Regions from separate parts of the Homo sapiens genome. Here region 2 is linked to region 1. The links are chromatin contacts, found by Hi-C or POLR2A ChIA-PET in ENCODE. All regions are on one chromosome and are shown on one strand. Each heading gives the region's core, a stretch centred on a gene start or an enhancer-like site at or near the end of the contact. The rest is flanking DNA. Distances are from core to core; before and after follow the strand shown. Region 1 holds the start of MFGE8 (milk fat globule EGF and factor V/VIII domain containing). Region 2 holds the start of ZNF710 (zinc finger protein 710).

Region 1 (5,523 bases), core at 769-3,268:
TTATCAAATGCTTTTTCTGTGATTATTGAGTTGATCCTATATGTCTTTTCCCCATATATATATATATGTTTTTTTTTTTTTTAAGACGGAGTCTTGCTCTGTTGTCCAGGCTGGAGTGCAGTAGCGCGATCTCGGCTCACTGCGAGCTCCGCCTCCCGGGCTCACGCCATTCTCCTGCCTCAGCCTCCTGAGCAGCTGGGACTACAGGCACCCACCATCACGCTCGGCTAATTTTTTTTTTGTATTTTTAGTAGAGACGAGGTTTCACTGTGTTAGCCAGGATGGTCTCGATCTCCTGACCTCGTGATCCGCCTGCCTCGGCCTCCTAAAATGTTGGGATTACAGGCATGAGCCACCACGCCCAGTACCCGCTTCTGAATATTTTAAGAAGGGCATCTTGCCAGTGGACTCTAGTCCCAACTTAGGTCTCAACACAGCTAGGAGGGGAGATGTGTGACTGTTCTATTTTGTTTGTTGGCTAGTCTGACTTAAATACTTATTAGTATTAGTATTGTTATTATTTTTTGAGACAGTCTCGCTCTGTTGCCCAGGCTGGAGTGCAGTGGTGCAATCGTGGCTCACTGCAGCCTCGACCTCTTGGGATCAAGCGATCTTCCCACCTCAGCCTCCTGAGTAGCTGGGACTACAGGCATGCGCCTGGAATATTTTTGTATTTCTTTTTTTGTAGAAACAGGGTTTTGCCATGTTGCCCAGGAAGGTCTCGAACTCTTGAGCTTAAGTGATATGCCTACCTCGGCCTCCCCAAGAGCTGGCATTACAGGCTTGAGTCACCACTCCCAGCCTGAAGCATTATTATTATTATTATTATTATTATTATTATTATTATTATTAGAGACAGAGTCTCACTGTGTCACCCAGGCTGGAGTGCAGTGGCATGATCTCGGCTCACTGGGACCTCTGCCGCCTGGGTTCAAGCGATTCTCCTGCCTCAGCCTCCCGAGTAGCTGGGATTACAGGCACCTGCCACTGCGCCCGGCTAATTTTTGTATTTTTAGTAGAGACGGGGTTTCACCATCTTGGCCAGGCTGGTCTTGAACTCCGACCTCAGGTGTTCCACGTGCCTCGGCCTCCCAAAGTGCTGGGATTACAGGTGTGAGCCACCGCACCCAGCCAAAACACTATTATTAAAATCACTTATTTGTAAACAGGTAATATTTGCACATGATAAGTACAAATCATTTAGTAAAAAGTCAACGGTGACAGGCTTGCTTTGTTTTATTCCCTTTCGGCAAACAGGTGCCCATTTCCTCGCATTTTGTCTATGGTGCCTTTCTTGCAACAAAGGCAGAGATGAATAGCTGCTACAGAGACTCAGGGCCTACATATCAGAGAACATTTTCTATTAGGCCCTTTACAGAAACCTTCGCTGATTTTTTTTTTTTAGTATTTTACCATTTCAGACAATGTTGCTATGCTATCTTTGTATATCTGTCATTTTGCACATGGGAGTTTCTGTAGAATGAATCTCTCTATGTGGAAATGCTAGGTCTTAAGGTGTCAGCATTTGTCGTTTTGATAGGTGTTACCAAATAGCCCTCTAGGGAAGTTGAACTAATTTATACTGTCTTCAGCGAAGCATGCTTGGACCTGTTCCCCACAGCCTCCACTAACCTTGTTAACATCTTGATACTTGCCGATCCGAGAAGGGAAACACGATGCTCATTGTAGTTTTAATTTGCATCTATCTGATTATGAATAAAGAGTTAGCATCTTTTCAAGTCTAAAAATCTTAAAAACAAAACTCCTGAACTTTTCCCGCCCAACAGACTCAAGACTCGTGACCCGGCCGTTGGCACGACGCGGGACGCCGGTGTGGCAGTGGCGGAAGAGGCAGATATCGCGGACCACCCCCGCGCCCCCCAATTCCTTTCAACCAATTCCCTCCCAGCCGCGGAGCCCCGCCCCCAGTCCGCCTCTGGCCAGCTTGGGCGGAGCGCACGGCCAGTGGGAGGTGCTGAGCCGCCTGATTTATTCCGGTCCCAGAGGAGAAGGCGCCAGAACCCCGCGGGGTCTGAGCAGCCCAGCGTGCCCATTCCAGCGCCCGCGTCCCCGCAGCATGCCGCGCCCCCGCCTGCTGGCCGCGCTGTGCGGCGCGCTGCTCTGCGCCCCCAGCCTCCTCGTCGCCCTGGGTGAGTGGATCGCGCCGCCCTCTGCCCCTCGCCCCTCCTCCCCGCGCCGCTCGGAAGTTTGCCCGGCGCCCGCCCTCCACCTCCACTGTTGACAAACTTAGACAAAGCCCCGGGGACCGGGCTGGGCAGAGGGGCGGCTTCTTCCGCTGCGCCCTGGCGGGACAGGGGGATGCGGCCCTGCTGTCTCTGCGCTGGGGCTTTTGGGCTGGGACTCGGGACATCGGGTGACAGCCCTGCCGCCCCCAGGGATGCGGCTTACAGATAATGACAAAGGAATCCGCTGTGTCGGGCCTCTCTTTTCCCTGGTGAAAAATGAGGCCAGGGAACTGCGTTTGACTTTCGAACCCCTTCCACCTGGGAGATTCTAGGACTCTAGTATGGATAAGTCTTGTCTGGATAACTTTGTCCTGGCCATCTCCCTGCCAACTCCAGTTGGCTGGACAGTTCATTGGATTTTTGCGCTCCCAATTGTCCGTGCCTGGTCACATAAGGGAAGGGCCGGGGAGTCGGTGCAATGGACGCAGGCCGTAAGTGGGGCCCGGGAGGGGACCCAGAGGCTTCGAGGAGCTTGGAAGAGGGCTGCCTGCTGATGGGAGTCTCCTGACTCCCTCCCTCCCGCGGCCTTGGCCGGCTGCTGTATCTTCCCCGGTCCTCCTCCGCCTCCCAGGAGGCCTCCGGAGGCCAGCTGGGCCCCTTGCAGGCTGGACTTGCGGATGCCCCGTGCCATTCACCGTGGAGCGCTGGGAGGGAGTCAGGGCCAGGACTCTTTAGGTGGCCCCTCCATCATTTTCTCATAGAAATGGGATTGACTGAAGCAAGGTAGGTAACAGCTGAGCCCCAGCCCTATGTCCTGTGATCTGCCTGACCCTCGGGGCTAGAGCTTCCAGAGTGCTCCAAGCTCCCAGGAACTTGGGAGCTCCTGGCCCTCCCCGGCCACCATGAAAGACAGCTGGATCTTCTTAGCCCCTTTCTACTCTTCCCTGTACCCCCCAACCTGAACTCTGGCCAAATGTTACTGGAAAGTCCCCGAAAGAGCAGGACTCTGAAGTCCCAAAGATGTTTTTATACAGGGTGATGTGGCCTTTTCCAGAAGGAGGAAACACCATACCTATCTTACACACAGGTAACGTGGCTGGGTAGAGTACACCTTTCCCTTTCCCTTTTTCCCACTGGACCGTTTTGCCCTGGAGCAGTGTAGGGAGAGGGCCGGTGCAGTTGGGAGGGAAGAGTCCATTCCCAACCCAAGCCTCTGTCTGTGTCAATGCTCGCCCCCGCCTGCCAGGTCAGAGGAAGGATTACCTGCTATTTAAAGCCAATGACTAATAGCTCCTTGGGAGCCACTTTAAGCTCCTGAGGCCCCTGGAGGGGGAGCTCTGAGGGCAGATCGCTCATTAATGGTGTTGTTGCCTTCCCTGGAGTGGGATGAAGGGGCTTTGAGATTTCAGGAGGACTCTCCAGCCTTAGATGGGTGACTCTGAGGGGGAGGCAAAAAGGTTTTTTTTTTTTTCTTTTTTCTTTTTGAGATGGAATCTTGCTGTGTCGCCCAGGCTGGAGTGCAGTGGCGCGGTCTTGGCTCACTACAAGCTTCGCCCGCTGGGTTCATGCCATTCTCTTTCCTCAGCCTCCCAAGTAGCTGGGACTACAGGCACCTGCCACCACGCCCGGCCCGGCTAATTTTTTGTATTTTTAGTAGAGACGGGGTTTCACCGTGTTAGCCAGGATGATCTGGATCTCCTGACCTCATGATCCTCCCACCTCGGCCTCCCAAAGTGCTGGGATTACAGGTGTGAGCCACCATGCCCGGCCAAGGCAAAAAGATGTCTCATGTCTTGCTCCAAATGACAGATTTGGGTGTAGGGTCTGGGGCAGCCCTTCTGGGATGCTAATGTCGGCTAGAGGACTCCTGTTGGGCCCGGCCGACCCACCAGAGTCAAGGGATTGAGGACAGGCCCTCCTGTTCCTTCTCCTGTGTTCTCCACCACCGGGGCTGATAGTGTACATCTGTCATCCAGGTTCCCATCCAGAAGCCCTGGTGGCCTCTCCAGCCCTTGCCCCCTGGTGGTTCTGAAATCACCCTTCCTTTTCACTCCTCTGCCCTGACTTCCTCTCTCACCATGCTCTCCTGCTCTCCACCTTCACCCTCTTCAGTGGGATTTCTGCATTTCAGCCAGAGGGACCTGTCTGCAGCTACCAGATGCTCCCCACCCTGGGAGAGCTCAGCGGCATGTCTGCACATGGGCCTTTTCAGCCTTCTTCATCCCGCAATTGGAACTGACTTTCCCACTCCCATCTCACACTTGAGAATCTCTGTTTCTTGTTTCTTGTTTTTTATTTTATTTTTATTTTTTCTCCCCCCTGGTGGACAATGGTGAGGAGGGTGAAGGAAGGTTAAAAGCCACTGCTCTACGGGATGAAAAACTAAACTTGTCATTCTTCAGATCCCTCCCAGTCTGGCCCCAGCCTACCCTTCCAGCTGCATCTAACTGTGCTCCAACATACCACACCCTCTGTGCATCTGCTTTTCTTGGAACATTCTTTACTCATTGCCCAGTCTGGCACCCCCCTTACTTTGTCTTCTAGACCCAGCTCAAATATTCCCTCCTCTGGGGAACTTCTAATTCCCCAGCAGAAATCATGCCTCCAGTGACGGTCCATGCAGGCTTCTGGAGCGTTGGGCAATCTTCCTCATCTGTGGACTTGCTGGCCTCTTTCCCCTTGGCTTCTTGAGGCCTGCGCTGCATCTGATTTCTCTGTCTCGGGGGCCTAGCATGGTCATTGGCCCTCCCAGTGTTTCCTGGATGATCATCGTGCTGTTCCTGAGTCAGGGCTGCCATTGGAGGTGACATCTGTGACTGCAACCTGTGCCTGAATTGGTGGGCGGAACCTGCTCAATGGGCCAGAACAATGCTTCCTTCCACTGCCCCTGCCTGAAAGTCCTCATGGGCCTCCTTTGCAATCAAACTGCTGCCAAGAGACCTGCCCTGGACCTTGCCTGCCTCTCCAGACCCCAGCTGCCAGCTCTTCCACCAGTGGGCAGTGGTCCCCAGCACCACTGCCATTGTCAGCCAGCACTTTTCTGGACACTCCCAGGCCACTTGGAAAGCTGGGCGCTTCCCTTATGTGGGCCGATTCGCCTACACATGGACTTCCTTGGCTCTAGGCGGACTCAGGCTCCATCCAGCACACGGGGGAAGAGGGAGAGGAAGAGATAATGGGCGAGTTTGAGTGGAGGGTCCTTTTGGGCTGGACCCATCTGCTACTTCTCACCTGTGTCCCCAGCTCCTTCCTGATCATCTGCTCATCTTACCTGTCTCTGTCCCCAGATATCTGTTCCAAAAACCCCTGCCACAACGGTGGTTTATGCGAGGAGATT
Region 2 (5,850 bases), core at 3,318-5,817, 1.1 Mb before region 1:
ATGAGGATAAGAATGCAAGAGCCAGCACCTGCAAGAACTAAGAGAGACAAATACACAAAGCACGTAGCATAATTCTGGCCTAAGACACATGATTATTATTATTCTCCCTATATTCTGAGTCCAATTCAAAACCTATTGTTTTAGGCCGGGTGCAGTGGCTCACGCCTGTAATCCCAGCACTTTGGGAGGCCGAGGCGGGCAGATCACGAGGTGAAGAGATCGAGACCATCCTGGCCAACCTGGTGAAACCCCGTCTCTACTAAAAATATAAAAATTAGGCTGGGTGTAGTGGCGCATGCCTGTAGTCCCAGCTACTCAGGAGGCTGAGGCAGGAGAATCGCTTGAAGCCAGGAGGCGAAGGTTGCAGTGAGCTGAGATCGCGCCACTGCACTCCAGCCTGGTGAAAGAGTGAGACTCCGTCTCAAAAAAAGAAAAAAAAAATCTAAAAAAACCTATTGTTTTGCACAAGTCTCCACCCAGGGGCTCCACCCCATTCAGGATCCTCTCTTCCCAGCCCCCTCCTGCCTCACCTGTCTGGAGCTTGTTTGAAGCAATGACTCACAGCACAACTCTGCAGCTCCCATCAATCACCTCCCTGTCCCTGCCTGTGTCATTCATGGGTTCCTTCTGGCAGGCAAATCTTCCCTAATGTCCAGTACATTCATTCAGCAAGTATCTACTGAGGGCCCACTATAGATCAGACCCTATTCTAGGCACAGGGGCTCCGCAATGAACAAAGCAAAGACGTCTACCCTCACAAACGTTCTAGTACATTTAACCCACAGATGGAAATCAGTTCAGGTCTTGGGTCCTTACACTCCTTCTCTTCTCTCCTGACCAATCCTAAATAAATCACATACAAGTCAAAGTATGAAGAAAGCATTCCAGATCAAAAAATGGTGTGATGTGAGAAAATCCCGATGACTAAACTGCTTCTCTGATTGTTGGACTTTGAAGAAGTCAGTGTTGAAACAGCCTGAATCACCCAGTTCCCCCTAGTTGTCTCACTGGCCAGTCACATCCTCCAGCACAGTTTCTGTAACACATCTGGAAAATGAGGCGCTCCATTTACCCAACTCGTGTGCGGCGTGAGCGCACGGTTTCATGCTCTCATAGCTACATTCTTTGAAGTGAGCTTGATTCGGGATCCCCAGCAGTAGCAGAGACAGTGGCCTTGTAGAAACAGCACTGGGAACAGGCTCTGAAAGCTCAGGTTGAGTGCTGGCTCTGCCACTTACTGTGTAATCCTGGGTACAGAGCTTTCTTCCTGCCTCAGTTGCTTTCAGACAATCTCTAAGGCCTTCTTCCAGCTTTGAAGTCAAAGGGCTGGGAGCAAGCACCATTAACAGCAGGCCCAGCACATTCACAGATTCCTTATTTCAACATAATGAGTCCTGCCGCGGGCTAGGCCCTGGCTAGGCCTGAGGAACGAGGGTATGGGAGGGGTCAGCAAGCCAGATTATGAGCCTGCGCCAAGCATCAGCACTGGTGGGGCCAGGGAGCTGACTTCACTTGTCTCCTCCAAGATGCGCTGGACTCCTCCTTTATTTATTTATTTACTCCCTTCTAGAAAGAAGTTGTGCTTCTTTCCAAACACAACTCTGCTAGAAATATCTCTGGGCCACAAGGCAAACCTAAAATAGAAGTGCAAAATCTCTGGTGGTCCCATTAGTCTCCCTTCCTCCAACTCAAAAACCATTCCAGACCTTGTCTGTCTCCTTGTCTCTAGACAGTGAGCCTAAAATAAGTCTCCCTGGTAGGAAATGCCTGGTTGGAATGGAAATGACCCAAGCCCTGGAAAAATGGCCCGCTGACCACACACCGTGGGCTGAGGACTCACCCAGGTATCAGCTCTGAGAAGACAAGCAAGTGAGCCCGCGTCCCACTTCAACTCACTGCAGCCCCCTCCACCAAGACACAGGCAACCAGGCCAGGCTGGAGGAAGAAAATGTGACCCAAACATCCAATTCCCCCTACCCAAAAGAAAGCAGCTCTATCCCCACGGCCCTCATGCAGGAAAGCCAGCTCCAGAAGGTCACTGGGGCACCAGGTGGGCACCTCTCTGGAGCTACAGATGACCGATCAGAGGTTCTGCTCCGAGACTGGCAGGTACCCAGCACAGTTACCCTGGCCTGAGGGTCAGCTAATAAAACCAATGAGAAAGTATAGAAAATAACATTCTCTTTAAAACAAATGAGAAAGGAATGGCCACTCTAGGTTTTCAGAAGTCAAAACCAGATAGCCCCATCGGCTTTGATCACATTAGGAATACACTGTCTCTTATCTAACGAGTTAAGAACGGTTTTCTTCTTCCCTTCTCCCACGTGGCCCCATTGGTTCTCTAGGCCCCCTGGTGAAGATGCAATAGGGACACAGACCCCCAGCCCTCTACTTGGCAGAAATGAACTTTGACTGGTTTTACTTACACGTGTACAAATGCAGGACTGAGAGGGCAGCTTCAAAGCTGGCTGAGTGACCCCCAAGAGCACAAAGTCCTTCTCCGCACACCTGTGGGGGAGTTTTGTGAATTTCCCAGATGCCCACAGGGACTAGTTATGTACACTGCAGGTCGATACCGGCCGGGAGTTTCCATTTTGCACAGCAAGAAAGGTGCTCAGGGTGCCCTTTGCAGGTGGGCACTCGGCCTGCAGCTCAAGGGTGGGCCATGACGTTGGTCCCTCACTGGATTGCCCGGCAGGCCTCCCTCAGACCCAGTAGGACGAGTACCTCGAAGAGTCCTTGTGATCCCAGCACTTTGGGAGGCCGGGGCGGGCGGATCACGAGGTCAGGAGTTTGAGACCAGCCTGGCCAATATGGTGAAACCCCGTCTCTCCTAAAAATAATTAAAAATTAAACGGGCGTGGTGGCGTGCGCCTGTAGTCCCAGCTATTGGGGAGGTTGAGGCAGGAGAATCGCTTGAACCCGGGAGACGGAGGCTGCAGTGAGCCGAGATCGCGCCACTGCACTCCAGCCTGGGCGACAGAGCAAGACTCCATATCAAGAAAAAAGAAAAGGCACCCCGGATACTGCTACGCCTTGCCCTAACCGTCTCGCAAATCCTAGAGATACATGAATGACCCTTTCAGGTTGGTTAAAATCCACACAAGCACCTCCCTGGCCTCTTAAATCTTTCCAAACTACAGCTTAGACTGGAGGGAAGCAGTTGCAGCGCCCATAAAAGTCATCTTAAAAGGCAAGTTGGAAAAAAACCCGATACGCACTAGTTAGCAAGTCCGCGGTGAAGGGGGCGGTGGCCCAAGGGCCGGATCTGCGGGATCTGTGCGCCTAGGGTGGGGAGGCTGGGGCTGCCCCGTCGGTCCCCGAGCCCGCGCGCCCACCTGGTAGCCTGAGGGCCCCGATCTGACGCTGGTGCTCACGCCCCACAGCTCCATCCAATTAGGAAAATGACCGCGAGAAGACGGAGAGAGGGCGACGAGGAGGAAGGGGGGCTGAGCCGCGGGAGGCTCAAGACGGGCCGTAGGGACCCCGCCCGCCACCCCCACCCCCACGCCCCCAGACAGCGAGCGCCGGTCCTGGGTCCCCGGCCCGCGGCGCCCCGACGCTGTCCCGGCGGAGATCCCGCGGCGCCCAGCGTGCGGCGGCCAGTGGCCCTCGGGGACGCCCCCAGCCCCGCCAGCGGCGCGCTCAGCTCTCCCCCACCCCCGGCCGGCTGGGACGCGCAACAACCCCACCCGCTCCGAGAATAAAGTTTGTGGGCAGCCGTAGGGGCGGGGCGGCGAGGGGGTGAAACTTTGAGTCCCGGGCCGGGTGTGGGGGGAGCGCACCCAGCACCGGGACACCCACGTGCGGGCCCGAGAGCCTCCGCCACCGTCGCCTCCCGGGCCTCCCGCGCCGCCGCCGCCGCCGCCGCGACGCTTTCCTTTCATTTTTGCCTCTCTCTCTCTCTCTCTCTCTCTCTCTCTCATTCGCGCGCTCTCCTCCCTCTCGCCCTCTTTCGCTCGCTCCCTCCCTCTCCCTTCCCCCTCCCCCTCCTCTCCCTCCCCCCCACCCCAGACGCCATCTCTCCCTCTTTCCCCGGCTCTCCCTCTCTCCCTCCAGCTCTCCGGCATGAGGGAATGTGGAAGTGAAAGGAAAAGACGACATGTTTGCAGCGCGGCGCGGGCCTGCGCGCGGCCGTCCCCAGGGAGAGGCGGGGGGCGGGTCGGCCGCGGCCGCAGCGACCCACCCCCGCGCCCCCCGCGCCCCCGCCGGCCGGCAGCGCGGGGCTGCGGGGCTGGGGCTGGGGCTGGGGCGGGGGGCCGCGCGGGACACTCACCCTGGGTCCGGGCGCGGCTCCTGCGCTGGGGCCCTCGGCGGGCCGGGCCGGGCCGGGCCGGGGGCTCCTGGCTGCCCACCGCCCGGGCTGCTGCTGTGCGCCCGCCGCCCGCCTCCACGCGCGCCCGCCGCCTGCTCCTGCCGCCCTCCCTCCGGCTCCTCTCTTTCTCTCTCTCCCCCCTCCTCTCGCTCGCTCTCTCGCTCGCGCTCTCTCCCTCCCTGGAAGAAGGGAATGAGGCAGGGCTGACGTGAAGGGATGCAAAACAGCTCCTCCTAAGCCAGCTCGCAGAGGAAGAGAGAGACAGAAAAGCAGCCCTTTTATCTCTCTTTTGTTTTCTCACTTCCTTCCACCCCCAACACCTCCCTCTTGTCAGCCCAAGTTTTCTTTTCTCTTTCTACCGCAGAGGATTTTTCTTCCTTTCTTTCTCTTTCTTTCGGTTCAACTCTCCCACTCGAATTGAAAGCCTGAAGGGTTTTCTTTCTCCTGTTTTTTTCTTCCCTCTTTTCTTCCTTCTTCCTCCTTTCTTATTTCTCTAAAAGGGTTTTGTTTGCTGTGGGAGTTTCGTTTGAAAATCAAGTCACGCCTTTTTTCCTTCTTTTCTTTCTTTCTCTCTCTCTCTTTTTTTTTTCTCCTCTCAGCAGAAAAGGGGAACAAAGATTAACTGAAGCGGGGAAGAGGCAGACCTCGCTTGGAAATGGGGGGCCCGGCCCTGTCCGGTACAAAGGGGGCCCGGGGGCCCTGCGCCCCGCCCCCCCCAAGGGAAGCCAGGGGCGTCCTCTGGAGAGGAGAGCCGGTGCGGGTGTTGGGGCACGGGTGCGGCTCCTGGGTGCCGGTTCCTTCCCAAGTGCGAGCGAGGGCCGCCGAGCCCGCCCCTCCCCAGCCAGAGGTGGCAAGCTGGGTGTGTGTGCTTCACTTATGTATTTTTAAAGTAGGCAGATGGGCCTGGAACAAACATCCCCGCAGAGCACTGAACAGCAAAAGCCTTTAAACAGCTGTTAGCAGAGCCCTGGACGGCCTGACTCGAGGGAGCGGCGCGGGCTCCGAGCGCCAGGGCCCGGGTGGAGAAGGGGCTCAGGGCAGCTGCTGGGATCGGCGGGCTGGCGGGGTCCCCGAGCCCAGGGCCTGGGCCTCGGCCCCGGGGCGCACTGCTGGGGGGCGCCGAGGCGTGGTCGCTGGCAGCGCGGCCGTCAGGTCCCTCTCGGCTCCCTGAGGGGCCGCGGGGTTTGGCACAGCCTCGCCGCCCTCCAGCTCCGGCGCAGGCCGGACACCAGGCCTCCAACCTCCAGAACACCCGCCACTCCGAGCCGTTTCTCGACTGCAACGCAGGGCGGGTCCGGAGCCCTCGGACAGAGCCGGGCAGTGCCGCCAGGAAGGGTCAATTATTCATGGGGCGCCCGGGCGTGCTCCCAAGACCTGCTCTGTCCTCGGGTTCTCCGGAGGAGTGGGGAGAAGACGGGGGAAAGTTCCCAAAGCAAAGTTGGTCACATTTGTCATTTTCCCAAGTAAGTATTGAGCACCTGCTGGATGCCGGGCCCTCGGACTGGGGCTGCAGCCAGGGGGAGAAACGTGAGGTC

Evidence for each region. A loop is a pair of places that touch in the nucleus more often than their neighbours do. ChIA-PET counts read pairs that join two places held with the same protein, here RNA polymerase II (POLR2A). Pooled maps may share reads with other maps.
Region 2: a loop to region 1 is called in a map of gastrocnemius medialis, with 5 times the contacts of the local background. The contact joins the promoter of ZNF710 here to the promoter of MFGE8 in region 1. A Hi-C loop is called at or near these places in 1 of 168 maps with a recorded cell type or tissue (gastrocnemius medialis) and 1 of 50 pooled maps. POLR2A ChIA-PET finds 5 or more read pairs at or near these places in 1 of 52 experiments (H1).

The regions. Positions count from the first base shown.
Region 1 is chr15:88,909,874-88,915,396 of GRCh38, reverse strand. It overlaps MFGE8 (milk fat globule EGF and factor V/VIII domain containing), which reads left to right and starts at 2,018. Exons shown (of 8, transcript NM_005928.4): 1 at 2,018-2,150; 2 at 5,474-5,523. The coding sequence starts at 2,078. RefSeq lists an enhancer at 2,277-2,808.
Region 2 is chr15:90,000,041-90,005,890 of GRCh38, reverse strand. It overlaps ZNF710 (zinc finger protein 710), which reads right to left and starts at 4,567. Exons shown (of 5, transcript NM_198526.4): 1 at 4,277-4,567. RefSeq lists enhancers at 2,218-2,985, 2,986-3,754 and silencers at 3,454-3,953, 4,369-4,537, 4,946-5,115.